Linked DNA regions of Mus musculus: regions 1 and 2 are each linked to region 3. Evidence: chromatin loops called from intact Hi-C (ENCODE). Cell type or tissue: left cerebral cortex. All regions are shown on one strand. Links, peaks and the distances in the headings refer to the core of each region. The heading gives the core; the rest is flanking DNA. Region 1 overlaps 3100003L05Rik (RIKEN cDNA 3100003L05 gene). Region 2 has its middle 79 kb from the start of 3100003L05Rik. Region 3 holds the start of Gm30560 (a long non-coding RNA gene).

Region 1 (10,074 bases), core at 2,576-6,575, 720 kb after region 3:
CTTGCAGTTATAATCCTCCAGCTAAAGTGTCATGACCTCCCCCCACAGAGAGAGAGAGAGAGAGAGAGAGAGAGAGAGAGAGAGAGAGAGAGAGAGAGAGAGAGTCCCAGAGTCTCCGAAGTCCCACAGTCCCCTCTGAGGCCATCCCAGAGTGAGAGCTGAGATTTGATTACAGCTCCATCACCCTGCCCACTCTGGTGCCAGTCTTATAATGTCACCCTAAGACAAGATATTCTTCCAGGGCAATGTTTACAAAACCTCCCAAGTGGCCAAATCATCTGGCAATGCTGTATCCGCTGGCCATTAATTCATCTGCAGCCACAGCCCAGTCATGCTCTGGTTGGCTGCCAAGCTACTAATTCCAATCTCCTTACCTGCTCTTTGATTTTTATCCCCCTTGGGCTAAGAAAACTGATTCATCTTTTTGGTTGACAATGATGAAACAAAAGTCTCTTTTCTACAAAGAAAGAGCGAGATGGCACTGTGCAGGTGTCAGGAAACCCCAATTAAAACATAGCCTTTAATTTCCAAGCAAAAGGCTTAATTGAGGCGTAGACACAACTTAAAACTGCAAGCCAAGACCTTGAAAAAAATATGGCCTCCACTGCACCCAAAGGACAAAAGAGAACATGGAGGTTTTGTTCAAGAATTTGCCCAAGCTATTTTGAAAGACAGTTTGTTGGCAGTTGTGTTTTTTCTCAGGAAGTTAGCTATCACTGTTGTGATGGGTGTTATTTAAGTGGTGGGAGTTACTTAATGAAAATAGTCTCAAAAGTCCTAACAAGAACCTTCTGCAAGTCAGCTGGCAAGACCTTCTGGAGCAAGTGTTTGCAACCCAAGTGTTCTGCCATTGTATCCTGCTATAACTTGCAACTTAAGTTTCTCAGAGCATGGAGCCTTGAAGAAGTGGGCTGAATGGGAGGTTACAGTTCCTTATAGGCATAGCTAAGAGGGGCCAGACTCGCTCTTTCTCCCCCTTTCCTCCTTTTCCTCCTCCTTCTACTCTTGCTTTCTCCCCTCATTTCCTAACTCCTCGTCCTCATCCTAGTCCTCCTCCTCCTTCCTCTCCCTCTCCCTCCCCCTCCCCTCCCCCTCCCCTCCCCCTTCCCTCCCCCCCCCCCCTCCCCTCCCGCTCCCCTCCCGCTCCCCCTCCCCTCCCCCTCCCCTCCGCTCCCCCTCCCTCTCCCTCTCCCTCTCTCTCCTTTCCCTTCCTAGCCAAACACTGAGCACCCTCTTTGCTAGCTGCTCTTGCCATGTTGTGCTGCCTCATCAAGAGCCAGTAATTGACAAGAGCACTTGGCCTTAGACTGAACTCAACTTGTAAATCAAACTAAATCTTTCATCTCTATATGGTTAATAGCTCAGGTAGTCACAGAAAGCTGGCTGGCCAAGCCCAGCTCCAATGTTGCCGAGATGCAGAGGAAGGATCACCTTTGCACACTCACTTTTCACAAGAGGAACAGTACGCTCCCACAGACATGTGATGCATGAGAGCCCTGGTAAGCACAGGTACAGGACACCCACTCGTGTTGGGTGTAGCCCCCTTGTCTTGTTCTTTCTTCCACTTCTGAGCAGCTTCTCCAAATTCCAGAATTGACCCATGAAGGTTCAGAGCTCAACTCTGTCCCTGAGAAGCTGACCACAGATTCTGATTCCCCAGCTGGGCCATGCGCAGGATGTCTTGGACTTCTGATTACGTAACATCCATGTGCTTCAGGTGTGATGCTGAAGCTGGTAGGACCCTGGATGCTGAGGGCATCAGTCCACTGATGGCTGTGGTTGACTAGCTGACATGGGCCCCAGAGCAGCAAAGCACCACAGAAACCTATAGAACACTGCAGGAATTAGGAACAGATGCCTGAAATAAAACCACATGCCAAAACCTCTCTCTGCTCTCAAGCACAGGATGAGTAGATAAAATCATTTCAATTAAATAAAAGCCATTCTGAGGCTCAAGCAAGAAAGGATGCGCCTTGGGAAATCTAGGGACAATAGTGACTCCCCGGGCTGAGCAGAGATCAGACCATCTGGGGCTGGGACTCTAATTCTCTCACAGAAAAGCTACTATCGGGAATATGGCCTCTAAGGATAGCAAGGAGGAGCAATGACAGGGGTGCCTGAATAAATTATAGAGCTAGGAAAAAGATGCTAGATCTGAGCCCTCTTCTCTCATAACTTGGTCAGTCTGCTTTCTATCCTTTCGATGGTGGCAAAGTACCAGGGGTAAACAGCTTATAGAGGGGGAAGATTACTGTGCTCCGTGGGTCCATGAGCTTCAACCTGCGGTCACGTGGGTCTATTTCTTTGGGCCTGTGGGCAGACAGAACATCGTAGTAGGGATTGTTGTTTAACTCAAGGAAGTTGGGAAGCAAAGGGGACAGAGGAGGAGGAGGAGGAGGAGGAGGAGGAGGAAGTTTCCAGTATTATCTCCAGTGACCTCATTTCTTTCCACTAGACCCATCCCTCAGAGTCTCAACATCCTGCTGTGGTACTGCAGTCTGGTGATCTAACTCTTAACACATTTCCCTGAGTGTTGACAAGAGGGGTCATTAAAGATATCTGAGTAAAATTTTTTGCCTTGGACTTACATGAGTCATAGCTGATTAATCTGAGTTTTTTCTCACTTCCCACACAGAATAGACTCTGAGCTGTCAACCTGCTGGGAGAGTGAAGAATTCTCTTACTTCAACCCCCAAAGCAGATGTTAGGAATCTCTCTCAAAACCTGGGCCTGTGGTAGACTCCTGAGAGGACAGATTCCTGCTGACTGTGAGCTTACAGCAAACTTGACAAAATAAGTTATTAAGTTATAAGTTATATTAAAATTATGCAAAAACTGAAGTAATTTACTACCACATTTACTCTCAGCAAATTAAAGAACCTCCAAGGGCTACAACCCAGCAAGAAGGAAATTGAATGCTAGTGCGGGGGTGGGGGGGTGGGGGGGGGTGATATTGAAGAAGCATCAAGGGACAAAGCAACAGGAGTGATGGTGGGGAAGAACTTAGAAAGCATGGCCCTTCAGCACACAAGTCAGCAACTGAACAGCAGCTCAAGGGAGCTCCTAACCGGACAGAAAGAATGTGCCACTGGCAGAGGGTGTAGCACCACCAAAAGCAGATGGGAACTCATCCAGATGCAGGAGACTGTTTTCCCGGTGATTTCCTTGCTCACCCTTGATGGATAGCTACCAATCTATGGAGCCAGAAGCTGAGTCAGGTTTTCCTCTTCAAAGTTCATTCATTCACAGCATCAAGGGAGCCATATGTCTGCACTGGAATAGATGTAAAACGAAAAGAAAACCTGGATTTCCTTCCCCTGTGTAGGTAGTATCCAGTGTCTGATCCTATTCTACCTGATAGACCTAGGAACATCTTCACAACTGACTCACGAAAGGATCTTGGGGATCCTTCATAGATCATGAAGAACTATTGTTCTATAGTCTCTCTCTCTCTCTCTCTCTCTCTCTCTCTCTCTCTCTCTCTCTCTCTCTCTCTTTTCCTTCACATCATCTACTGACCTAAGCAAGTCCACCTGGGTAGGATGCTGGGGCTGGAAAAGGGAGAAAAACCACATGATGTCAGCACTATCCCATGTGTTTGAATATGAGCCTGTTGGCAAATTACAGCCTGCCACTCTCAGATAAGTAAGGGAGATGGAAATGTCAATTTGAGCAGATTCTTTTTTTTTTAATTCTTCTCTTTTAAAAACTATAATCTAGAGAGGGGATGGTGTCTAGTATGTGAGTTTCAAATTCAACAGAGAAAGCCGGGTTTACCCAGGATTTTTGTCACAATAGCAAGAAGAATCAGAGTGCTAACTCTGTCCTTTCAGGGAGATGCCATGGAAATACCAGAGCTTCTGCAGACAGCCTCTTGGGATTAGAGAGAGGAGGGAATTAAGCAAGGCCAGTATGCCTTGATGCCTGAAGATGCTCTTAGGACAAAGAAGTACAAGTTTCAAACATGAGGGTGAGGGGTGTCAAGAAAATACATAGCAACTCATCTGTACAGTGGATTGTGGTGCTGTAAACTGTCTTTGAATCCCTTTGCGTCCTTTGATATTAAGACTTGAGGGAAAGCAATTTCTGTGCTTTAAGCTCCCCAAAGTGAAGAAACAAGATTATACTAACAGCTTCTAGCAAGCACAGCATCGGGCGGCGGTGCTGTTTATTTTCTGAACATGTTCCTTTCCCTGTGATGGGCTCCAGGCATGTGGAGTGAAATATAAATAGTAGAGGGAATGAAAGAAGAAGCAACATGCTGGGTTCTCTGACCCTTCTGGGTTCCGGTTTAAGACGAGGAAGGCTCTAGCCAGAGGGGGTGGTGCACTTGGGGACAGTGTTCATGCTTCAACACAGGTTCCTGTCCAGAGGGAGGCCACAAGGTTAGGGTGAAGTTCACAGAAGGGGATTATTAAAGGGATTTGGTGTGAGCTCCATTGGACACCCAGATAAAGGGCAGAGGAGATTTCAAACCATTTTGACATGTATTTCCCTCCACTCATCTACCTCTGGGCAGAGGCTTCCAAGCATCCTACCTTCCTGTTTCTTTTAAGCATTTTGACAGTCCAGAAGTGATTTGAGCTGGAATCTTTTGTCTTTCTTCCATTTGATGTAAGTGTTGTGTGAGGGTGTCTAAACAATAACAGCATAACAGCTCATATTTATTGAAGACTGGGGATTGGGGATTGGCGTACTTAAACCTCACAACAGTCTTGGAGGTAAATACTGACACTTCTCTAGTGCTGCTCTCTAGTGATGTTCACAAGCTCACCAAGAGGGAGAACAGAGACTCCAGAAATGCAGAGCTGGCTGGGGCTCCATCGGGTGGACCCTGAGCACCAAGCAGAAGGGATGGCGGCTGCAGCTCTTTATCACTAGGTTGAAAAGATGATCACAACACAAAGGAACCTCCTGGGAACACATGCTAGTGGAGTGGGAAGGGAGGTTACATTCCCAGGCAGCTCTAGCCTTTCTTCTCAGCAGCATCTGCTGTGGGAAAGAATGGCTGTTTCACCTGGGCAACCAGAAACTGGCAGAAAAATCAACCAAATTCCCCCTGTTAGTATAGTTTTGAACTTTTGGGGGAGTCAAGCAGAGAGAAAGAGTTCCAGGTACCCATATAGCCTACCACAAATGGATTTCTCTGTTACTACCGTCTTGCACAAGGGCACGTATTGTGATGGTTGCCGAAATCATTGTACATCATTATAAACTAAAGCCCTTAGATTATAGCAAGGTCTTTCTTTGCATTATACAATTCTATGATTATTTTGGACAAATGCTAAAAAACTGCATACATAACATCACGGTACAATTGTATAGAATAGTTCCCAGTACTCCAACATCATGGGATCCACTCTTAATCACTCCCCTCCTTCCCTCCGCCATCCTTTCACTGTCTCTGCAGCTTTGTCTTTTGTGGACTGTAATAGAATTGGAATAATACAGTATGCAGGCTTTTCACACTGACTTCTTTGGCTGAGCAAATGCTATTAAGTTTTCTCCCTGTCTTATCGTGGCTAGAGAGCGTGTTTCTTTTAAACCCTTGAATAATAGCCAACTGCATAGCTACGTTACAGATTATTCACCCAGCTATGGAAGAGAATCTTGCTTGCCTCCTAACCTCAGCTCATATAAATAAAGCTGCTATAAATGTGTCAGCACATTGTCACACGTAAGTTTTCAACTATTTTTGGTAAATGCCTAAGGGTACAACTGATATATCCTAGCAAGGCTATGTTTAGTGTTTTATCTAATTCACTAAGCTATCTTCTAAGGTGGCTTCCATACTCTCCATTCCCATCAACAAACCACAATCATTTTTCCTGCTATTCAACCGTGTCTGCATTTGAGCTTGTCTGTTATTTATTTATTTATTTATTTATTTATTTATGTTACTGTCTTAACTTCCAATTACTTAATGACAACAACACTCTGCACTATTTGTGGTTATTTTCTGTCAGTATATTATTTGGGAGAAGTGTCTGTCAAATTTACTTTATATTATTCGACACACAGGGTCTCCTCTATCCTAGGCTGACCTCAAACCTGCCACCCTGAAATACATGAGACCCTGCCTGGAAAATAAGATAAGCCCCAAGATAAGCTTGAACTTCGTATCTCCTGGGCTCCAAGTCCTAGGTGCAGGGATTATGGGGTGTGTGTCGCTTGCCTTGTTTATACATCTGGGCTTCATGTATGCTAGACATGGAAGCACTCTGCCAGCTGTGATGAATTCCCAGCTCTCTTTTTCTTATTTTAATTAGCAAAACGTTATGCTCTCTTGTTATTGAGCTCTTATTGGATTATTGGATTTAAGAGTTCTATGGGTATTTTCAATAAAAAAATACTTTATCAACTCACACATAATAAATATAGATTTGAAACCCCCGCCCCCAGTTCCCTCCTACCATCACCCTTCCTTCGCCTGAAGCCCTTCTTCTCTGCAAGCCCTGCCCCCTTCTCATGCCTTTTCTGTGTGGGACTAATTGAGTTTAATTAGTGTGGCTTCAGGAGCACGGGAGGGAGATTATTTACTGGAGCCAGGCTACTGAAGCATGGACTTCGTGTGGAAGGAAAAGGCTCTCCTCTCCCCAGGCACCATTAATTATCAATAGTCTCTCAGGGAGGGGCGGGGAAAACTAATCTTGTTTAAATAAAGCGTGCTTTGGTGTTAATTCTAAAACTTACTACAAAACGGGATGTCACCTGCGGTCTTTCAGCTGTCCACAGTTTACACTCAACATCTATTTTGAGCTAAATTTTGTGAAAAATTATTGCTCCTCCTCCCCCTCCCTACTCTTCTTCCTCCTATTTCTCACCATTCCTTTTCTTCTCTTCACCTCCTCCTCTCCCCCATGTCCCCTCCTCTTCCTCTTACTTCCCCTCCTCTTTCCCACCCTATCCTGTCTTCCTTCCCCATCCTTCTCATCTAGTTAAGATTCGTTAATTTAAAAAGAGAAAAGAGAGTCCAATCTCCCACAAACTTAACTTGCCTGTTCTTGTACCAAGACTGTGCCATTGGGATTGTTACAGTGTTGCAGTAGGCCATGAAGTCCTGCAGCCAGACTTCTGTCTCTGCACTTCTCCAGTGGGCTTCACCCGTGATCTCACTGTAAACAATGGAATCTGTGACATTGCCTTCCCATGTCAGTCGTAGATGCAGTGTCATCATTTACAGAAGAAACCAGGAAGGTTTTGAGTGTGATTGTATTGACCCTGTAGGAAGGTTTTGAGTGTGATTGTATTGACCCTGTAGGGCAAGTTGGAAAGAGCAGATATGCTCACAGACTTAACTATGCCTATTTGTGAATATGCATGATTTACTCTTTCATGCTCTTGTCCTTCTTTGATTTACTTAACAATTTTCTAGTTTTCCTCACACAGACTTTAATACATTATTTTATTACACAGATGCCTATAGGTTTGTTAGTCCTGATGCAAATAATAATTGTTTTCTTAATTTCACTTGCAGTTGTTCCTTTGTTGATATGTAGAGCAGAAATTGACATTGTACATTAATTTTATATCCTGTGACTTACTATATTTATTAGCTATGGATGTTTTTGCACATTTTAGCATTTTTTATACAGCCATGCAGTCTTCAAAGGCAGCTCTATTCTTCTTTCTAATTATGTCTAATTTTGTTTAACATTCTTGTGTTACAGCTTTAGCCACCTGCTTCAGCACAAAATGAGTAGAAAGGATGTGGAGACATGAGCGCTTTATTTCAGATTCTGAGATGAAGCCTCTCAATTCTCATCAGCAAATATGATGCCAGGCCTAGATTTCTCTAGACTTTTAAAATTTGGGTTGGAAAAGTTTCTATTATCCCTGTTTTCTGAGAGTTTAACATTATAAATAGATGTTGTATTTTGCCAATGCTTTTCTGGGTTGATTCGATCATCTCTGACTTTTGCTCCTCAACCTGTTGAATGATGGATTACAGTCATATATCCGGTATGTTGCAAAGGATATTTATGACTATACCAAGACTCAGATTTCGAGCTTACCTGAACATTATGAACTTAGTCTCTCTGGCTTGTCTGGCGAGCTGTCTCCTCAGCCCCATAGGATGATTTTTGTATCTTGTTGAATTCTGTTTCTGGTGTGTTTTTTTTTAATACTTATGCTTAGAGGCGATATTAGTATAGTTTTCCTTTCTTATGATGCCTTAAGAGTGTTTGCTGTAAGGACCCAGATATAGCTGTCTCTTGTGAGACTATGCCAGGGCCTAGCAAACACAGAAGTGGATGCTCACAGTCAGCTATTGGATGGATCACAGGGCCTCCAATGGAGGAGCTAGAGAAAGTACCCAAGGAGCTAAAGGGAACTGCAACCCTATATGTGGAACAACAATATGAACTAACCAGTAGCCCGGAGCTCTTGTCTCTAGCTGCATATGTATCAAAAAATGGCCTAGTCAGCCATCACTGGAAAGAGAGGCCCTTTGGACTTGCAAACTTTATTTGCCCCAGTACAGGGGAACGCCAGGGCCAAAAAGGGGGAGTGGGTGGGTAGGGGATTGGGGGGGTGGGTATGGGGGACTTTTGGGATAGCATTGGAAATGTAAACGAGGAAAATACCTAATAAAAAAAAAAGAAAAAAAAGAAATAATGACCATTAATCTTAAAACGACTTGTTCTACATTTGCAATTATAGGTTATTTTATTTAATAAAATATTATTTTAATATAAAAAAAGAGTGTTTGATGTTGAGGTCTTAAGTACTTCATAGAGGCAGTTCAGAATTGATAGCTGTTTTTCTATTAATATCTTCCAGAAGTCACTACAAAGGCATGGCATGATTTCTTCCTTGGGGGTTTGGTAGAATTCACTAGTGAAACCATCTCTATACAACCCCTTCATTTAAAGGAGAGTTATTGACAATGAATGTGATATTTTAATGGATATATGACTATTTAATTGATCAGTGTTTTGTGTAAACTTTGGTAGTTAGTATTTTTCAAGAAACTGATATTTTAAGCCTCTTAAAAATATCATCATTTAAACAAAACAATAAGGTAATGTAGAATTTATAATGCATGTAAGACTACAATAAATGACAAAAACACATTTTATTTCCTAAAATTTATATTTGATACTGTATGTTTTCTTCTGAACCCTGCTTTCACTGTATCCCAATGTGTATTTTTAAAACACTTAAAAATTTTAATTTGTTGTTATTATTATTTGTGTGTGTGTGAGTGCATGAGTGTGTGCATGAGTGTGTGCATGTGTGTGTGTGTGTGTGTGTGTGTGTGTGTGCATACATGATGCTAAGTGAGGGCTGGAGTGTGTCACAGAGCTCACTTGGAGGTCAGAGGACAACTCTGTGGAGTTGGTTCTCTCTTTCAACCTTCATGTGGATTCCAGAGATCAGACGCTGGCCATTAGCCTTAAACGGCAATTAGCCTTAAAGGGCAATTTCCTGCATTTTCTGATCCATCTCACCAACCCTGCCATTGTGTTTCTGGCAGGTTAGTTCCCTATTTCTGTTTACTTAGTTTAAACTATTTTTAATTTTTTTTCTAGAGACTTTTTCAAGCAGGTGAGAAGCTTGATGTTTGATTCCTATCTTTTTGTTTTGTTTTTTTGTTGTTTGTTTCTTTTTCAATTCTTTTCCCAGCTTTCTATTATGGATTTCTGGTTAAATTCCGTTGATACTTGGGAGAATATCTCACCTGATCTCTACTCTAGGCTTATAAGTATGGAGGGTTTATTTTCTCCTTTCTCATAATGTCATGCATTTGATGAATCTTCATGTGGTCTAAAGGAGAATGAGCATTCTGATATTTTGGATAAGAAAGCCTATGAATTTTAATCACCTTCAGACAGCTCAGTGTGCAGCAACACAGTTCCGTCCTCACGGACATTCTGAGCAGTGAGTCTGTCCATTTCTGAAAGTTTTAGTTTGGGTTTTACTTCTGTGAAGAGACTCTATGACCAAGCCAACTCTTATAAAAGACAACATTTACTTGGGGCTGCCTTACAGTTTCCGAGGTTCAGTCCATTATCACCATGGCAGGAAGCATGGCAGTGTGCAGGCAGGCATGGCGCTGGAGGAGCTAAG
Region 2 (10,074 bases), core at 2,579-6,578, 610 kb after region 3:
AGCTCTGCACAATCTACACAGTTATTACATTATATTCATTTTGCAATCAAGAATCACGAAGTTACATGATGTGTTCAGGGGTCTAAAAGTGCTTTCCTATTTGTCTTTAAAGAAATATAAATGTTTAGGGAGTAATGGGGCACAATGTCAGTGACAGTGACAGGGTGAAGATGTGAATCTGGAAAGCAAATCCAGAATGACTCTTACTAGGTCTCCTAGAACCCCGGAGAGACGCAATGCACCATAGAAATGATCGGGAAAGGATAGGGTTTCTGTGAAAGCAGAGAGGATAGAAAGGCTGGTCTCTGCCAAAAGAATTGGTGTGTTGTGAGGAATTGGTGGAAGAGTACAGCAATCCTCATTCCAAATGCAAGAAAGCCAAAGACACTGTCCTGATGGGGTCAGAAACAGGGGAAGCAGCTGGTGCTGCTAAGAGTAGTTGCTAGGCATGTGCTGTACAAGGGGTGGGTATCTAAAAGAATAAAGACAATGTATGCACTAAAATAAAGGTCAGGTCACTGAAAGTCCCAGCTCAGACACTGATGTGTCTAGATTTAAAGGGAAGTGTCAGGTTAAGGGCATGGAAGTCAGTCTAGGAAAATCATGCCACCCTCCCTTTCCTCCCTTTCCCTCTCCTTCCCTTCCCTCCCTTCTCCCTTCCCTCCCTTCATCCTTCCTTCTCCCTTCCCCCTCTCCTCCCCTCCCCTTTCCATCCTCCTCCTCTGCCTCTTCCTCCTCTTCCTTCTCCTCTTCCTCCTCCTCCTCCTCCTCCTCCTCCTCCTCCTTGCCTCTAGCCTGCATACCCACGATGGGTCACAGTCACATCAGAGGACACATTCTACCCATCATGCTACAGGGGAGCTCTTATCACCCAGGCTGCTGCACCTGTAAGTGGGGATTGCAGGTGATATATACTCTACTCACTAAAGGAAGACCCTGTTTTCCTTGCCACTTCCCACAGCTTCTCACTGACACTAGACAGCATAAGGACCAGTGGCTACACAAGAAGGGATGCTGATAAGGTGGGTACTGTACGCTGGAAAGATTTCTTTTTGAGAGACTTAGTAGTTCATAAATAATCAACTTCCTATCACCTAATTAAGGGTATGAACGATGCAATCCAGGTAACCAGAATTTAAACCCTGAATCTGCCACCCCATGGCTCTGTGAATGAACGGAAACATCTTTACCCTCCTGAACCAAGAGTCCAGATCTGCATTGTTTCATCTCTCTTCGGAAGATTCTGTGAGATCCCTAAGATGTGTGAAATACATGGCTTCTAAAGTAAATATCACATTGCTGCTACTGAGTTGAGGTGCTAAGTGTGTCGGCAAGGGGTATGTTTTAAGAGCCACATAAGAAAGCAGAGTCAGATGTTCAAAGTAGAGAACCAGCCTGAACCTGCTCTGGGCAATGTCTGCTGAACTTCCTAGACAGCTCAGGAATTCCAGTCTCCAGTACTAGATCTTGAGACCTCATGTATCTGCATAAGACTGTGCATAAAATGATGCTCACCACAGCATGCTCAATAATTTTATAAGAAAGGTATATGTCCATTAAATTGGGGACAGTGGCTAAGTAAAAGAAACAGTATAGTCACTATATGGAACGTCAATTAGAGTTTAAGTGAAGGAGATGAATCTATGCTCCATAGTTACATAAACAAATTACAAAGCAATACATGCAGAATGATATAATTTATGCACTACAGGATGTAATTCTATGCTCTAATCATGAGAGGAAGATCCAAAAATGTTTACAACGCTGACATGTGTATCACCAGGGAAGAGGAGCCAGCTTAGAGTAAGACTTCCTAAGCTAGATATGATGATGCAGCTGGTAACCCCAACACTTGGGAGCCGGAGTCATCAGGATCAGGAATTGGAGGTACACCCATGCTACGGCAGCAAAGCCCTGCATTAAGACAACTGATAGAAAATTTAGGTTCCTAGTCAAAAGAAACTGTAGAAGAACCTCTACTTTTTAAGACAAATTATTCTTTGTGTAGTATGTGAGTGCACATGTGAAGGGCAGGCATATGCATGCCAGGGCATGTGTGTGGAGTTTATGGGGTGATCTTCAAGGATTAAGCCTTACTTTCCTACATTGCTTGAGACAGTGCCTCTACACTTCTGCCTTGGCCAGGCTGGCTGGTCCACAGGCCTCTGCAGAGCCTCTTGTCTCCACCTCCCCATCTGCCCTTAGGTGTCCTTGGATTACAGATGCTTCCACTATTGTATTTGCCTTTATGTGGGTTCTGCAGATAGGAACTCATATAGCTGAGCCTGTGGATCCATCTTCCCAGCCTCATCTCTACTTTTTAAATGTTTTACAAGAATATATTCATATTTAGCATGTGTAGTCAAAATCTTAGGAAACCCACAGAGAAGGCTTAATCTCTATATAGGGCTGAGCCCAGAGGGTTGGATAAATTCCCCGATTCCCAAGTTTAATGTCTAACTCTGATTTCTTCCCTGGGTATGAAAGCATCCTCGAAGATATGGAACACCCAGCCTTTTATTTCTTCTGTCCTGCAAAAACTGTTTTTGGAGGGAAATTGTATGAGAATGCACAGCCTGTGCTTACATTTGTCTGAACATTTCCTGGAACAGGGGGCAACTGCCTGACCTCCCCACACCTGGACCCATAGTTAACAGTCTGTAAAAAAAGTTGCCTCCAAACCGCACAGACATGTGAGATAGAGCATGGGTATTCACAGAAGCCAGCTACAGTCTGAAGAGATGCTAAAGCAAAGATATAGATGGAGAGTAGCAGGATGCAGCTGTGAGCAGCCACCAGTAGTCAGGTGCTCTGGGTAGGCAGGTGCTCCGAGAGCCGAAGAGAAAGTCATGCATGAGGACAAGCTATAGACGTGTTTGACCAATGGCAAAATCATGGAATGCTGGGACAGGCACAATCTAGAGCTACCTTGGAACTCTGCTTCAACAACCAAGACTGCTACTGGGAGGCTGAGTGATGCCCTAGACCTTAAAGAGATGATGAATTCCAGTAGATGCCAGTGGCTTCTAGTCATTGCTGGCTTCCTTGTCCACCTGTGTCTTTTATGGGAGACAGAGCTGCTAAATTACAGGCTTCACAGCTGGTTATCTGTAGTTTGGATCAGAACTCTGCTGGTATTAATTAAATTGTCTGTGGGTAGAGTAAGAAAACTACAACTTTAAGAGGTTTTAACCCATAAAAGCATGGTTCTTGTTTCTTATTTATTACTAGAGACAGAATACTGGGTCTTATGCTTGCTATGTAGACACTCTGCCTCAGAACTACATCCCCAGCCCCATATTTCATGCTTCTTTTGTGCATCCACGAAGCACCCATTGGAGGCCTTGAGTTGTGTTCCTTTGCAGGTTGTTGATGTCATTATCATCTGTAAAAGTAAAAAAAAAAAAAAAAAAGGAAGGAGGAAGCCTGATGAATTGGGTGCTGGCTCTGAGACATGTCCTGTGTACTCACATTTCAATGGTCATAGCAAGAGCATGACTCACTATCAGAAAAGTCAAGCATTTTATGCAAGCAGGAATACCAGCACTAGAACTTGCAGCAGGAGCAAACTCCCCCTCCTCGTGTCTGATTGGAGGTGATTATTGTTTACCGAATTTTATGGCTTTGATGTGAAATGTCCTCCACAGGCTCATGTGTTTAAATGTTTGGTTTCCAAATGGTAGGATGGTGGTGCTGTCTTGGGAGGTTGTAGAGGACTCTGGACATGGAGCCTAGATGACATACATAGATGAGCTGGCTTCTCTCTCTCTCTCTCTCTCTCTCTCTCTCTCTCTCTCTCTCTCTCTCTCTCTGTGTGTGTGTGTGTGTGTGTGTGTGTGTGTCTTGACTGCTAGAGCAAAGCTTCCGGCGCCTCTAAGGCAGACCATTCATGATTCCATGTCACTATAAAATGTATCCCCTAAACAAATCATTCCTCCTTTAAGCTGTTTCTTATGGGTTATTTGGTCACAACAATGAGAGGAATAAGCAACACACCTAACAAGTGGTGGTCAGAAATAAACCCAGACCTGAAGAGATGCTTAGCATGATGTACAACCCCTAATAAATTGGCAGTGACTACTGGCTTTATTGGAGCCAAGAATTTACGAATCCCTGTTACCTACAATCAACTTGGCCCAGCTTCCTTTCCTAAACCATTACGATGGGGATAATCTCTAAAGAGCACAGATGGGTTGACATCTTCTCTATTAGCCATCTATCTTCAGGATGTCAAGAAATTGTTTATGCCATTCCTACTATTCATAGGTGAGACCAGAAATGTGGCTAAGGTCTTTGATGGATCACATACTGAGCTAAGGGAAGACTGCCATGGAACCTGGAGAGCAAAAGTTGGATAGAGAGACTGTGCTGAGGGGTTTATTGCTAAAGCTTAGTCATTGCCAGGGGTGTGGGGGTTGGTGCAGGGAAGCTCACGATGCAGAAATAGAAGCAGGAGCAGGAGCTGCAGGCAGGCGAGCAGATGGAAGTTATTTTTAAAAGGAGGCTGTATAAAGCCGTAGGTGGAGAAAGCTCTAGACACAGAGAGCCAGGGCTATAGGTTAGAATGTCCTAAAGAGAAACCTGTATTATCCTGACAAGGCTGAATTTTTTCTCAAACAACTTTCTACACCCTGGGTCCCCAGCATCAAAAATAAAGACATAATTTTAAGAGTCAACATGCAGTTTTCAGGTGGTGGACAGCTAAAACTGTCCCAAGCTGCTTTGAACAGAAAGGGAAGCCAATTGATGCATGTAGTTGGAAAGTATAAGCCAGACATGACTTCAGGCAGTGATGCATCTGGGTGCTAAAATGGTGTGATTGGTGGTATTTATGTTTTATTGTTTCCTCACTTATGGTCTCATTCTTGTGCAGATGTCCCTGTCCAGGTGTCCCAGTGGCAGCCAACACCTCTCCTGAGACACACCAACACAGCAGCTAAGCATTTATAAGCATGATTATTCATTCACTTATCTGGGTCTAGGTATCTACTTTCCTGAGATATTTATTGGCTTGAGTCTCCTCTCTATTGAAGATAACCAAGAATCAGTGTACCAGACCCACATGACTTCGACAGCCAATGCATGACTAGAACTTGTATATCATCCATAATGAGATACTTGGAAATCTTTCTTAGAGACAGAGATAGAATAATTGTCTTCCGTGGGTGAACCCAAAGTGACATTTACTGAACTGTTCAGAACCTGAATTAAAAAACACCCATTTTTCTTTGCATTTGGCCCACCTGTACAAGTTCCCCCAAGGCCTGTTTCACATACCTGCTGCTTTCTGAGGGGTTCCGAACTCCCTAACAACCTTTAGTTTCTTTCTTCCACCTTGCTCCCCTGAGGCGTGGGTCTACATTGGGCCCATGTGACTGATGCTCTTTAAGGCCAGTCTTGGATAGCATCAGTTTATTTTGGTAATTGATACTTAATGTGAGAGCAATGGACAGATGGATGGATGGCTTATGAAGACTCAACTGGAAGAAGTATTTGGGATTTACAAGACCTATTGAGGTGAGGGCAGTGCCAGAAGCACAGGCAAGTAGTTCTCAGAAATGTGCAGGACAGGCACAAGCACGTGAAGGTGGAGATGTTTCAGTTCCCAGGCCAGAGCCCCCTTTATCTTGGGATTTCCTTTACTCTCCCTAGAGATCCTGGTCAAAGCAGAGGGTTAAAAAACATGATGCTGGAAGTGTTTCCCAGCTCTGCCACTTCAGGGACAGACTCTATTCTGTGTTCATGATTTTTCTTTGCTGGAGAAACTTTGAGGAGCCCTTGGAGGTCAGCTTACCTCCTAGAATACCCATGCTTCTCTGTCTCCTTCTCCCAGGCAGCTGCCTGCTAACCCAAAATAGAAATGCTAAAGTATGGACCAGACTAATGGAGCCTGGAGCCTGATTCTGGCAGCTAAAGAAAAGTGGAAGACTCCAGAAGTTCACATGGCAGACAGACTCTGGCTCTGTGATGGGAAGACGGTAGCTCTCTGTGGCATCCAATGCCTGACACACAGCTTTTGTGCTGCCAACTCAGGCTTCTGGGAAACATGAGAGAAAGAAGGGAACAGTCCTGTAGAACAGATAGTCCATATAGAAAGTTTCCATGGAATGTCTTTATTTTCTTCGGAACAAGGCAGGGTGCAGTCATTTTCTGATAACACATCACATAGTACCTGCCATCCGTACATCATGAATAATCCCACTTGATCAGTTATCTTCTAAGAAGAGCACTGTCATGACCTCCCCAACCGCGGCACACTTATACACACACACCACACACACACACACACACACACACACACACACATTTCCAATGATGTGGTAAATGATTATACTGTGATCAGCTGACCTTGTCCTTGGTTTGAAAGCTGGTAGGTGGAACAGCATGACTTAAGTGGTTTTCCTAATGAGCATGGGATATGGTGAAATAAAAGATTTTGCTTTCAGGATCTCCCTAGCTGCATAACTCTGCAGAAGTCTTGCTTTCCTCATCTGTAAATGAAGCCAAAATAATAAGGTTGATTACCAAGTAAGACGGCACAGGTACATATCTATTATACAATCTAATTCTCTGCAGAGGCGGGACAGCCAAGAAGACATAGACTCTTAGCTCATAAGCAAATTATTTAAGCTCCATGAACCCAAGACTTGAAATTGGAGGTGGAAAATTTTTTACTAGATCATTTTATCTGTTAAATAACCAGTAATAATTGCTAGTTATTAAAAAAAATGTTGTGAGTATTGACTGAAAAGCCACCTGAAAACATTAAGCATGTCACATTCACAGATGCCAGGAAGGCTGCCTGCTGCTCTTCCCTCTTTGACAGCCTATTACCAGCCACATCTTCATTCACTGGGTCCAAACCATATGAGGCCCTGATCCAAACTCCCTTCTGTCAGATCCAGACCAGAAACAGATTAGAGTGAGCAGATTAGGGAAGGGACCCTCCTCGTGAGCACCAGTTGGGCATTAGCACAGTTAAAATCTAAAGTGAGAACTTCTGGTTTCTTTGGAAAGTCAGTCGTGTTGGATGATGATTTGCTGGGGCAAACACATGAAGGAGTGTTTTCCTGAAGCAGACACAGGTAAAAAGATGATTTGCTAAAACAACAACAAAAAAACCCACACGCATAAAAGGATGCGCAATAAAGGATTCTTCACTAACAATACACATGTATATTGGCTTGCCTCCCATCGTGTAGCTGAGCTCTGTTTGTTGTGACTCCATAGAGAGAAAGGCACTGAAACCCTTCTAATGGTGGTCTGGTGGCTTCTTGGTGCCGTAGACTCAGGCCAATTGGCAAAGTGACGGCAGCTAATAAAGACGCACATGAGGTTTTGCTAAGACAGACTCACATGCTGAGGCAAGACCCATGGAGGACACATGATGTTTGGCGGGAGTATAAATAGAACTCAACAGACAATGACAGGGGATTGCATAGCTCGCTTTACAATGCTTCTTGGTCTGGAGTTTTCCCTGATCTTCACTTTGTTAAGAGAGGCATGTCGACGAACTTCTGACCTAATCGCTCCTGCTGACTCATGCCAATTTAGCTGAGGCCTGGCTGTTTCTGCTAGGTAATGCCACTACTACTGATTCGTGTTTACTATCCCAACACCACTAAACTGGACTGCCGATATATTCATAAAGTCTTTGTGAATGGATCAAGCTGCTGTTGCTAAGTGCTGTGATCTGAACTGCGGACAACGCAGGTGGGAGTTGCTCCAAAGACCCATTTCTAAACAGATCTACTTCCCTGTATCCTAATAACGTTTACTTTCTACTTCTGTTGGGGAATGGGCTAAAAGAGAGGTTAAAACATTTATAGAAAATGTTATAAAAATTGGGGTTTAAAAAGTTTAAACTACAAAAATCTGTTTAATTTTTTCTTGGTGTTCTTAGTGTTCCTTCAGTGCATACTACAAGGATTACTGCTTCCTTTTAGCAAATAAGCAAAGCTGTTAGGGGTGGGGAAGTTGGCTCTCCTCCTCACTCCAAGCGAAGGAACTCTCAGTTCCATGATCAGCTGAAGCACTCCCTGCCAGCAGCAGCCATTGCGGTCACTTTGTGGATAATATAAGATTAAACAAAGATTGTGGCTTAACACCCTGGCTCCTGAAGACAGTTTTCAGCAGCCTCTTCTCCATTAGAAGAAGCCTCTAAGAAATCTAGATGGTTCTAGAATTATTTCTACTTTGGCCACAGGGGGCGCACTATCCCCATTAAAGGGGTTGCTGAGATTGGGGCTGGAAAACTAGGCTGGGACTAGTCCCTAGTATAAATGTCAGACACCATGACTGAAGCTAAAAGGTTAAGATGTGGTTGGTCTGTTAGTTAGTTCTTGTTGTTGTTGTTTTGTCAATTTGACACAAACTTCTCATCTGAGAAGAAGGAATTTCAAGTTAGGAAATGTCTCTGTCAAATTGGCCTGTACATAGTTCTGTAGGACATTTTTCTGATTAATGGTTGATGTGGGAGGGTCTATTCAACTGAATAGAGTGCCACTGCTGGGCAGGTGACTCTGGGTTATATCAAAAACTAGGCTGAGCAAGTCTTAGGGAGCAAGCCAGTAAGCAGCACTCCATGGCCTCTGCTTCAGTTCCTGCCTCTGGGTTCCTGCCTTGAGTTCCTGCCCCAACCTCTCTTCGTGATGGACCATACATTTTAAGTCTTAGTAAATTCTTTCTTATGCAAGCTGCTTTTTTGCCGTGTTTATCACAGCAAGAGAAAACAAAGTAAGACAGTAGTCCAAACAAATGGCTATGATTGATCAAAACAAATGGCTGTGGTTAGTCAAGATACCCCTCCTCCTTGTCATAGAATCAGGATTCTTAGGCGTACTGTCCTAGTTTCATCTCTGTCTCTGTGATAAGGTATCCCAACAAAAATCAACTAAGAGGAGAGGGTGGTTTATTTCAGTGTGCAATTGCAAATCACAGTCCGTCACTGTGGGGAAGTCAAAGCAGGAACTTCAAGCAGGTAGTCACATCACATCCATAGTCATGAGCAGAGAAAATGAACGTGTGCATGCTTACTTGTCTGCCTCCTATGTTCATCACTTTTTCCCCACAGTTGCACAGTTTGACAACCCCCATTGGTAGGGAATTATGCCACCCACAATGGGCTGGACATTTCCTCATCGATTTAAGACAGTCCACCATAGACATGGCTGCAGATCAACCCAATCTAGATAATGTTTCATTGATACTATTTTGCTGGGTCATTCTGGGTTGTGTCAAGTTGACAATTAAAAGTAGTTGTTATGTTCACTCAGATTTTCAGCTAGAAGACTCTTCCTCTGTTGCTAGAACATTAAGCCCAATAAAAATATCTTCAGGAGTAGTTGTTTCTTGCCTGCTTTTCAGGAGTGCAATCAGAGACAATAGAGAGACAATAGAGACAATAGAGAGAGGTTAGGCCAGCAGTGAGAAGCTGGTTAACTGGCTGAAGCAAACAGCTGGATTACTACTCAGTGGTTACCAGGAGAGGAAGAAGGGATGAGAAGTAGAGAAAGAAATGACTACAGGAGGGTAGAGGCCTATAGGGACCCAGAGAATAAACCTGTAGGTTCTGGCCACCGGAAGAGAACCAGAGAGCTGTAAGGTATTGAGGCCAAGAGGTTTAGTCCCAGGCTGAGAGCTGTAGTACTGGCCATTGCCAAGGACTAGGGCTCTGGTACCCATGGTCTGCGTGAGGAATGTAACTTGTATATGACTAAGGGCCTGCTTCCCGAGGACTGCTTAGGTACTTTGGCAATAGGGAGTGCTGCCAGTTGCTGCTTACTTCTGTCTACAGGTGCTGTAACTCTGAGGGAAAGGAAGGCACCAGAGAGCCATTTGAATGGTTTCCCCTCAGCTACCCACGATTTCTATCTAGGTAGAGCCCAAGAAACCCAGGCAACTGACTTGTGATGAGGTGACAAGAATGCTTTGAAAGTACCCAGAGAGGTGCTGATAGGTTCAGACTAGGAAAAGGGCAAACATAAACGAAATGAGGTCATTGCTAAAGTGGGGACCTCAAGAGATGCTCGGTATGGTTAAGAGCCCCTCGTTACTCATTCAGAGGACCTGAGC
Region 3 (10,074 bases), core at 4,091-8,090:
CGTGCTCCACACACTCATGTCACGGTCCACACACACATAAATCCGTGCACGATGAAAAATGGTTCTTCCAGGTTCTTCCAGGGAACCCAGGGACTCATGCATGTTGGGTATGTGTGCTACCACAGAGCCATACTGAGCTCTCCATTTTTCTGAGCATTGTTCAAATTGGTCTTGAACTCCTCGGTGCAAGGGTTTCCTCTTGTCTCCGCCCCCTGAGTAGCTCACTGACCCTGGCTCACAGTGAGTATTATTCAGCATAAAGAGAAGGAAGTCTTCGTGTCTATGTCAACATGGATGCAGATGGAGGAAACAAGCCAGAGACAGAAAGACCAGCTTTGTACAATATTAAATATTTAAAAATGATCTCTCTGTCTCTGTCTCTGTCTCTGTCTCTCTCTCTGTCTCTGTCTGTCTCTCTCTCTGTCTGTCTGTGTGTGTAGGCAAGAGGACAGCTTGCAGGAGTCAGCGTTCTTGTTCCATAATATTGGTCACAGGGATCGAACTCAGGTCATGCAGCTTGATGGCAAGTGCCTTTATCCACTGAGCCATCTTGCCTGCCCTGAGTCCTTACTCTTGTGTGGGATCTAGATGAAGACTTAGGTGGAAGTGGGTGAGGGAGGGTGACACGAGGGGGTGGAATGTTGGTCCTAAGATGAGTGGGTCTGGAGCTCTCGGACAGCATGGTTGGACTGGGTGCATTCAGCTGACTGGTAATCATTATACAATAGGTAGGTGTATTGAGTCAAGACAGTGTACTTGGACTACATCATCTCTCTGTCAGTTGAAACAATGTTCCTAGACTTTAATTGTTCACACTGCCTTCACACAGTTCATCTTGCATACTTAGGCACCATCTCCACCATTGTTAAGACTCTTTTCAAAACAGGTGATGCAATGCAAATGTGTGGCAAATGTGTGGTAGCATGCACTTCAGTCCCAGCACTCTGGAGGGCTACAGATCCAGTTCCATCCAGCCCAGGCTACACAGTGAGACTGAGTCCTACCTGTCCCCAAAACAAATCAGCAATAACAACAGCCCCCAACAATAGCAACAACAACAAAGAAAGCTTGACTCTGCCTTCCTACTGCCTTTCCTCCTAGTAGGAGGGAATCAAGAAAATGGATGTGGGCGGAGGAGGTGGCTCTGTAAAGCAGCTGCCTTGCTGGCACGAGTTTGTTCCTCTGACTCCACATAAAATCCAGAGACAGGCGGCTGTCTGAGGCGCCCAGCCAGTGTCCTTGTGAGCTCCAGACCAGTGAGAGTCCCTGTGTGAAAGGAAGTGGGTGGTGTTCCTGAGGTTTTCATCCAAGGCTGTCACCGCCACACACACATGAACCCATATAGACCACACGCATGTGTATCCACACAGACACCCACACATGTACCCACACAGACACCCACACATGTACCCACACAGACCGCACATGTACACACACAGACCACACAATATGTACCCACACAGACCACACTCACACATACTCCCCATGTACCCACACAGACCACACACACATGTACACACACACATGTACCCCCACAGACCACACACACATGTACACACACAGATACCCACACATGTATCCACACAGATACAAACACACACAGACACACACAGACACACACACAGACAGACACACACACACACGTACACACACAAACACACACACGTACACATGCACGTACAGACACACATAAAAAAGAAGAAAACCCAGTAAGACACATTCTGTCCTGAAAGCTGGAGTCTGAGGCAGCTCTGGCATGGATCCAGATCAGTGATGTTAGCGTGAGAGAAACGCTAAGGCCTGTGACCGCTAAGCAGATACTTTCTCATCCTTGCAAGGCCTTGGAGACAAGTGATCTGTGAACAGTTTGCTCATTTTGCAATTAATATTTTTCACTTACCTACCTATGTTCACTGCAAACTATCTGCAAATACCATCTGAAATCATCCTGCGCTCCATTATGAGCCGGGCCTGTGGTAGGAAAACATCGGTGCTTTCCAAATGGCCAGGCACGTCTCCATCCCTCCCAGCTTCTCGGTGACTGTGGGACTAGGTCCTGACCATGGCTGTGAGTAGGTGGGGCATGTGGCACTTAACTGCTGGCGCACCTGATCCTCTTGTGTGAAGGTCACATAATCCAGATAGCAGCCCACAGTGACGTCCTAATTTGTCACAAGTGAGAAATAGGCTGACTGTGTCAGGGTGCAGCGGTTCATTTGTTACAGCAGCAGAGCTCAGGGGACTCTGACTGTTATGTTGGGCCACTGTGGGAAACAGAGGCTCCCTAACTTATGGTGGCCAGGTTTACCATCTTTTGACTTCATCATGGTGCCAAAGTGATTCTTTGCTCAATAGAAACCATGACGTCTGATTTGGGATTGTGATCTTTGTCCACATTGGAGAGGTGTGGTGGGATGCTCTTACATGCCTGGCATCTGCAGTGAACCAGGACTGGTGGCTGAGCTCAGGATCCTCACTGGTACTCTTTGCACACTGAACCATGCATTCTCACACCCTTTAAGACTAGAAAATGCCTGTGTGTGTGTGTGTGTGTGTGTGTGTGTGTGTGTATGTGTGTATGACCACACAGCATTTTTTTTTCTAGAGCAGACTTTTTTTTTTTTTTTTTTTTTTTTTTTTGGTGTTTAATGGTTTTGCCCTATTGGAAGCTAACCTAAGCTTTGGGCACATTTCCGGGAATTGAGGTTGGAGTTTGGCAGGCGAGGGGCACTGGGGCAGTTATGACTTAGATATTTTCAACCTTGGATGGTTTGTTTACTGGGGCATCACCCATTGTAAGCCAAAGAGCATGGGGGCTGTCTTCAAAGACTTGACCTCCACCGGGGCCTTATGTTTCCTCCTCCTCTTCTCTCTTTCTCCACCCCACTCCTTTCCTTCTCCCCCCTCTTCTCTCCTCCTTTCCCTTTTCTCTTCCTCCTCCTCCCCTCTCTCCCCATTCTTTTTCATTTTGCTTCCCCTCCTTCTCCCTCCCTCTTTCCAGCCTCCTCTGACCAACTCTCTTCTTCCTGCAAGTGCATGTTCAGGTAAGAAAGCCCCAGACTGACTCCCTCACTCACATGGGGTCTTGATTGCCAGCTCTTAGCCTATTAAGGTTAAAAGGGGTCACTCCTTTATCTAATAGAGCCACCTCCCCAGGTAGGAGTCACCTCTTCACACTTGACACCCTCTGGCTGGAGGGAGGAGGAACTCACTTCCTCCCAAGGTGGTCCTTTCCCTCACTGGGTGGGTCCAGGTAGGAAGGGCTTTTTTGTTGTTGTTGTTGTTATTTTTGTTGTTTGTTTGTTTGATTTTCTTTTGGAGGCATGCTGGGGTTAAACCTAGGACCTTGGGTGCACCTGGCAGGTGCTCTGCAACTCAGTCAGCCCCTGGGGCTTCCTTTCTGATCCCGGCTCACCCCTGTTCACTTTTATCCTCTCTTTTCCAGCATCCTGCAGAATTATTCTCTCTTGTCTGGTAATACCTGGCAGAGGCTCAACACCCCTTGAGACGTCTCTTTAGTGGTTCATTCGTGTTGCAAGCATAGCATACCCTATGGAAGGGCTTGGCAGGGTGATGATCCTTAGTCCATAGTTGAGTTGTGTAGAGACTATAAGTCACTTCACTCATTCACGTTATCATTCATTTACCCTATGTCCGTTCTTTGAGTGGTGGGAAAAGGCTCAGTCAATTGAGGGTTCCTGTTACTCTTTGAGTTGCTTCTAACTTCTGTGGGAGCCTTTGGAACCCCCCAGTATGAGTGGCAGCTGGAGGAGGTCCCTACAGCTCTCTTCAGAGGGACTCTGTTGCTATTGGCACAGCTCAGCGGACAGGAAGACGGGGGAGAATATCCCTGTCCACTCTGCTGGCACTGCCTATTGGTCAAAATCTTCCACACATTAGAGAGCAGAAGGCAAAGGTGTGTGTGTGTGTGTGTGTGTGCGTGCCTTTATGTGTGTGCATGTATCCACACCCTTATGTGCACATGAATGCCTGAAGAGTAGACTACAGAACAAAAGCTGTCCAGGTCAGGGGTACATGGTGTCATCACAGTGTATGTGCCACTCCCAGTCTAGAGCTGCTGAAGGTGGAAGGTTAATGACCTACAAGCCTCAGGTGGACCGAGGGGTCCCGAAGGAAAGCTGACTTGTCTGATAACACCTGTGAAAGCATCTAATAAGGAGATCCACAGGCCAAACCCTCTACCATGTCCTGACTGCTGGGGAACTGACCCCAGATGGACTCTTCCAGCCCTAACCTTCCCCATTTTCCATACTATAAGACCTCAATACCCGCCCCCCCAACATCATGTGAGCACAGTCTCACCTCTATGGAGAGGCTGCAGACCTCCAGATGTTTTGGCTAAAGAGCAATTGTTTCTGGAGATGCCTGTCTGCGATCTTTTATTTCTGTGTTGCCTCCATTGGTCCCTAACAGAAGAGGCGAGTGATCTGAGCTGACATTTTCTTTGCCTCCCTGGCTACTATCTAGGGAATGTGTGTTGTTGATGCTGGAAGCTGGATTTGGAGGCTTGGTCCCCAGCCTGTGAGTGGTGCTGGAAATTTTAGAAGGTGGCCCAGTGACATGAAGTAAGTCATGGGGGTGTGGCCTCTAAATAGATATTGGAGCTCCCAGTCCTTCAGCCTCTGTCTTTTGCTTCCTGGATGTTCTCTTTTGTCACATGTTCCCACCACAATGTGCCAGCAAGCCGGTGACCATGGACTGAAATCCCTGAAACTGTGTGCCACAAAACCCTTTCCTCCTAAAATCTTGGTGCCCCACGGAGCTGTTCACCTTGGTTTTAGAGCCTGGAAATACAGGTTTATCAAGAGCATCTACCTCAAAAGCTTACTGCAGAGATCAGTGGTGAGGATGTAAACAAAGTCAAGCGCTGAGCACTGAGAGAGCTGTACAGTCACTATGATCTCCCGTCTAGAGCCAGGGTCAAGTTCAAACGCCTTGAGGGATGGTCCTCATTCTCTCCTAGCTTCCTTGTCTAAGACTCCAGGTATGAAGAAGGGCCAGGGATGGGGCGGGGGAGCTGGGGCATAGTTGTAAACTTCTGAGTTCGAGGCGGCTTCCAATAAGAGCTTTTACATCGGTGTCCCTAGGCCAGGCCATCTCTTAGTACATAATCTTGTCACATGCAAATGTGCAGCCACACTGTGCATTTGCTGGCTGATCTGTTTATCACAGGTTGTTACTAGTTAGTGTTTGCCACGGTCTGGTCTCCTGGCTCTCTAGCACAGCCTGGCACGGAGGAGACACTCTCTGAACACTCTGCTGAACGGATGAAGAAGCTGGGGACTCCATGCCAGTGGCAGGCTGTGCCCCTTGATGTGGAGGAGCACAGAGGGAGACGACAGGTGGGAGGGACTGTGATGTCATCAGCCTCACCCACAGCCAGGGTCATCCCGGGGTACTCACTGGCAGGGTCACTTTGGAGAGAGCCTCCAGACACTTCCCACATGCTTTGTCCATGAGGCAGAGCCGAAGCCTGAAGTTCTACAAGGTCCAGCAGCTTAATACCCACTTGTTAGCTGGGTGCCTTTAATTCCTGAGGGTCTCTGGTTCCTCCTTGTGACACGGAGACACATAGTACTAACGTCAAAGATTCTGGCCATGAAATAAGCTCACCTATGCAAACAGCCTGGGAGGGGAAAGTGCTCAGTCTGGTATTGCTGTGTCCTGAGGCCAGGCTGCCCTTGAACTTGTGGCTCTATTTCTGCTTCTGCTTTCTGAATGCTGGGTTTGCAAGCGAGTATGAGCACTGTCATTCCCAGTGATTCTCTGGCACCACCAGGCCTAGGCTTCCTGGCTGCCTGAGACTTCTTCCCCGCAGCCTCCACATTGGACTAACCTGGCTCCATCTGGCCGCTGGGCTGCAGCAAAGAGCTTCCCTTGATGCTTCCACCAGGACTTAAAAAAAAAAAAAAAGGAAACCCTTTCTTGGATTGCTGCCCGCGGCAGACACAGTTTAAATTAACTCAAACCATTTTCTCTCCCCCCCACCTTTACTGATCCGTTTTCACGGAAGGGAATAGGAAGCCTTTTCAGAAAAGAGCGTTAGGAAGCGCTTATCTTTCTGCTCTCCAGAGGATGCCAGGGCAGGAGGTCCTAAGGTTTGTAGCGAGAGCAAGGAAGTGGCTTTTAAGGAGGAGTTTTCGGGAACTCGGTGCAGCGCACATCCCTAGGGAAGAGTGCAAGGTCCCGCCACACCGCCGCTGCAGTGCCACATATGACCGCTAGGGGGCACCCAGGCCTTATGACTGCTAGAGCCTGAGCGGCGTCCACGAGTTGAGACTGCGCGCGTGCTCAGGTTTGCGAGCCTGCGACCAGAGCCCGCGCTTGCAGCGGCGTCCTAAGTCCCTAGCAGGTCTAGCGCGGAGCCTCGCGCTCCTCTCCCTCCCTCCCACCCCATCTGTGACTCATTTATTCGGCTTTTCTCCCTTTGTTTCATCGAACCTATGTGCAGCTCCCCTCCCTTTCTCTTTCCCTTCCTTCTCCCCTCCCTCCCTCCCTCCCTCCCGTCCTCTCCCGATTTCATTCCTCCATTCCCTCTGCACATCTCTTCACAGTGTCTTCCACCTACCCATGCACCCTTCCGCTCGCTCTCGCGCTCCCGCCTTTTCTGCCCTCCTACTCTCCTCTCTTTCTGGATTTGGCCTGAATAACTTCAGATTTCCTGCCAGTCGACTTCGGGTAGTGGGCAGCTTTTCTGCGCCTTAGACCAACCTTCGCGGCTCCGTGAGGCTGTGTGGTGAGGGTCCGCAGTGTACAGGGGACAGTGCATGGCTCCCTGGATCCGGACTCCAGCTGTGCCTAAGCTCTCCAGAAAGCTTTAAAACATTGCTGAGCTCTGGGCTAGGTTGTTGGATAGTAGATAAAGTACCTGTTGACCAAGTGGGAGTCCCTGGCGTCCCCCCCCCCCCCCAGCACCACAAACACAGTTTTAAGTTTTGGGAGTCCTGCGCTCTCTGCCCCCCCCCCCTTTCCCCCTAAGGCACAGCTTGTAACATAGAGTTATAGTTGGAGGCTGAAAATGATTTTGAGTGTTGACAAAGGGTGTGAGGGGAACCCATTTGCTTGGGATTCGGATTCAGTGCTGCGCTCTTTCCACCCTGTTCCAGGAATTTGCAGGTTTAGCTCCAGTCTCATCTCCTCCACCCCCAGGCCAGCACCAAGCAGCAAGGCTGTGCTCTGGAAGGCCTGCCTGTCCTGGCCACATTCCATTAGCAAACAGCATTTCCTCTGTTCCCCAAGCTTATCTGTGGGTCCTCTATGGTGCTGGGGGTTCCCAGTGGGCAGAGCTGGGGTAGGACACCGGAGGCCTGGCCTGAATCTTTGCCCTCTCTTTCCTGCTAGTTTTGCCACGAGGACTTCTTTGGCTCAGAGCCACCCACATAGTTGCCAGGGGAGAAACTTCCAGAGCCGGGCCCAACAGCTGTCTTGGAGGCCTTGCTGGCCAAGACTGATTCCTGGGTGTGGCTGCTCCTCTCTTGGGAGGAAAGTAAGTAGTTTTGGGGTCCAGAGTCATCTAATGAGTATTAGAAAAGCAGATAGGGGTGGGGTGGGGGCTACGACTATTTGGCCTAAGAGGTGATGGGGGTGGGGCGGATGAGGGAGAAGTTGCCAGTCCTTTCCAGGTGGGAAGGTGCAGGTGTGAGTCCCAGCCAGAGTTTTCAAGCTGTGCTCCTGTGACAGAAACATTTCAGAGTGGTCCCCGGTATCCTTTGCATGGTGGGACAGGTCCAGTATAGTCTTTTCTACCAGAACCAAGCAAGCAAGGCTTGGGAAGGCTTAACGAATTCCATGAGGTCACTGTTCTAGATGGTACTATTGGCATATTTTATTCTTTTCCTCTTCCTGAGTAAATCTCACTTTCCAGCCGTTTGCAGTTAGCTAAGACTGTTTATTTTGTTCCGGCAAAGGGAAGTGGAGGTGAGAGTAAACCTTTTCAGTCCAAAACAGGAAACTTCCTCTGTGTTCTCCTAGGCTCCCCCCCACACCCCCGAAACTGTTGTTTGAGCCTGGAGGACATCCCTCTGTCATGTTGCCCAGCCTGCAGTAGATGTGCGTGCAGACAGATGATTCTGGGTACTGTTTGTTATTGCAGCAGATCCCAGCCCACCCTGACTGCTACATCACATAGCTAGGGAGAGATATGGCTGGAACTGGAGTTTAACCCTTTCTGACCCTGGGTTCTTCTCTTTTTGCCTCAAATGTAGACTGGGGGAAGGTGTGCAGGTCAATTGACTTAACGGAGTATAGTTTTTCTCTCCACGTTTTCACACTTTGGAATTAATTTTTCTCATTACAATCAATGACATCCCATAGTCTTTGCTGGTACTGCTGGGAGTGTGACACAATTGTCTATCAGATTTTTAAGAATGTCAGCATTGTGGGCTGGGGAGATGGCTCAAGGGTAAAGTGCTTGTCTTGGAAGCTCAAGCACCTCAGTTTGATTCCCTGACTCATGTTAAAGAGCCAGACTGAGGGGTTTGTGCTTCTGATCTCAGCATCGGCTAAGCGGAGACAGGTCAGCCACTGGAAACTCACTGGCTAAGCAGCTGAGCCTAACCATTGAGCCCTAGGTCCGGTTGAGAGATCCTGTCTCAGAAAACAAAGTGGAGGAGATGTCTCAGCGCTGAGCACCTGCTGCTCTACCAGAGGACCTGGGTTTGGTTCTTAGCTCTCACACAGTGATTCACAACCTTCTGTCCTTCTTGGGCACTGCATGCATGTGGCGTGCAGACATGCATGCGGGCAAAACACTCATTAATATAAAGAAGCAAATAGAATTAAAAAACAAACCCAACCAAAACAGCAAGGCAGGCAGCTCCTGAGGAACAACAGCCGAGACTGCGCCTGCATCAGAACCTGATGGGCGTCAATGCCGGAAACCTCTTACAGAAAGCTCTGTCACCAAGCTCCTCTTGTTTCCCTAGAAGAGACTGGCCAATGAACACGCAAAAAAATATTAGTGACTCCAAGCTAAAAGCGACTTGCAGTGTCAGGCTCTGGTGTGAAGATGTGTGGAGATATTCTGGCCAGTTAGTTTTGTGGGTATTTTCCACTTTCTATATGCATAATCTATGATCATAAACCTATGGCTCACTAAGTTTAAGGAAGTTCTTTTGATACATACAAAATAAAAGGCTGGAGTGCTAACAAAGTCTGGTATTGTGGTTTAATTGGCAACATTTTTTCTTTCTTAGTGGTTCATAAAGATGACCTTTGGATCGATAATGTATTGGAGATTTGTTCAGATATGTTCCTGTAGACTTAGGAGGTAGGGCTGACATCTTTTGCTCACTGGGGTGTCCCAGACCCTACAGCCTTCTAGGGGAGGAGCCTGCTGATAGGAGGGGCCTGTTGATGGGAGGGGCCTGTTGATGGGAGGGGCCTGTTGATGGGAGGGGCCTGCTGAGGGGAGAAGTAGGTCCCACCTGGGAGGCTCTTGTCTCACTGCTCCCCCAAACCCCCTTCCCCTGAGCACCTGGCTTTGATATTCTCTACAAACTCCTTCTAAGAGCTCCTGGTTTGCTGCTGCTCAGTGGGGCTGGTAGAAATGGGGACAAATGCAGGCTCTACAGAGGGAAAGAGGAAACCTCAAAATGTAATAAAGAAAATCCCCATGGCCCCTTCCAGGAAAATCAAGTGAAATTTCTGGAATAAAGATTAAGGTGGCTGCTATCATTGACTGTCCTTCTCCCTTGGTGACAGCAGTCTGGATGGATGTGGCACCTTTGCTTGCAGGGCCAAGTTTTGGTGACATAGAAAGGGAAGGAAATACTGTCTTAGTCCTTCCTCATCCTAACCAAGTCCACGCACCGCCCCCTACCCTGCCATTTTGGAAATAGAAACCAAGGCTCCAACCTACCCAGTGAGGAAGGCTTCAAGTGAGCCCCACTCCTCAGCTCTCCCCTGAGCCCTGACTACACCAGTCAGGGCAGATGTGTTATGCTGCAATAATAAACAAGCTACCGCCTCACTCCCTGGGGCTTTTCCACAGTTCCTTTAAAATCTGCCATGTTAGGCTCAGCTCTCTCTCTCTCTCAGACCCTGGGGGACACA

What was found. A loop is a pair of places that touch in the nucleus more often than their neighbours do. Peaks named below come from ENCODE experiments on the same cell type or tissue, not always from the same donor. Only the 100,000 strongest peaks of a DNase experiment are listed, where the experiment ranks them.
Region 1: it touches region 3 in a loop (2.7-fold over the local background); 2 of 42 quality-filtered maps call a loop at or near these places.
Region 2: it touches region 3 in a loop (6-fold over the local background); 5 of 42 quality-filtered maps call a loop at or near these places.

The regions. Positions count from the first base shown.
Region 1 is chr7:124,663,825-124,673,898 of GRCm38, reverse strand. All of the region lies in intron 1 of 3100003L05Rik (RIKEN cDNA 3100003L05 gene), which reads left to right. Among named protein-coding and RNA genes, the nearest start is that of 3100003L05Rik, 40 kb to the left of the region's middle. In left cerebral cortex, for the core only: no CTCF peak of the experiment used is centred there; DNase peaks (open chromatin) are centred at 2,658, 3,218, 3,539 and 4,162; H3K27ac peaks cover 644 bases.
Region 2 is chr7:124,783,330-124,793,403 of GRCm38, reverse strand. No RefSeq gene overlaps it. Among named protein-coding and RNA genes, the nearest start is that of 3100003L05Rik, 79 kb to the right of the region's middle. In left cerebral cortex, for the core only: no CTCF peak of the experiment used is centred there; DNase peaks (open chromatin) are centred at 4,439 and 4,749; H3K27ac peaks cover 1,277 bases.
Region 3 is chr7:125,390,010-125,400,083 of GRCm38, reverse strand. Gm30560 (a long non-coding RNA gene) reads right to left here and starts at 2,103. Exons shown (of 3, transcript XR_001778357.1): 1 at 1,901-2,103. In left cerebral cortex, for the core only: CTCF peaks have their summits at 6,006 and 6,205 (motif pointing right); DNase peaks (open chromatin) are centred at 5,939, 6,234, 6,598 and 7,246; H3K4me3 peaks cover 947 bases; H3K27ac peaks cover 1,011 bases.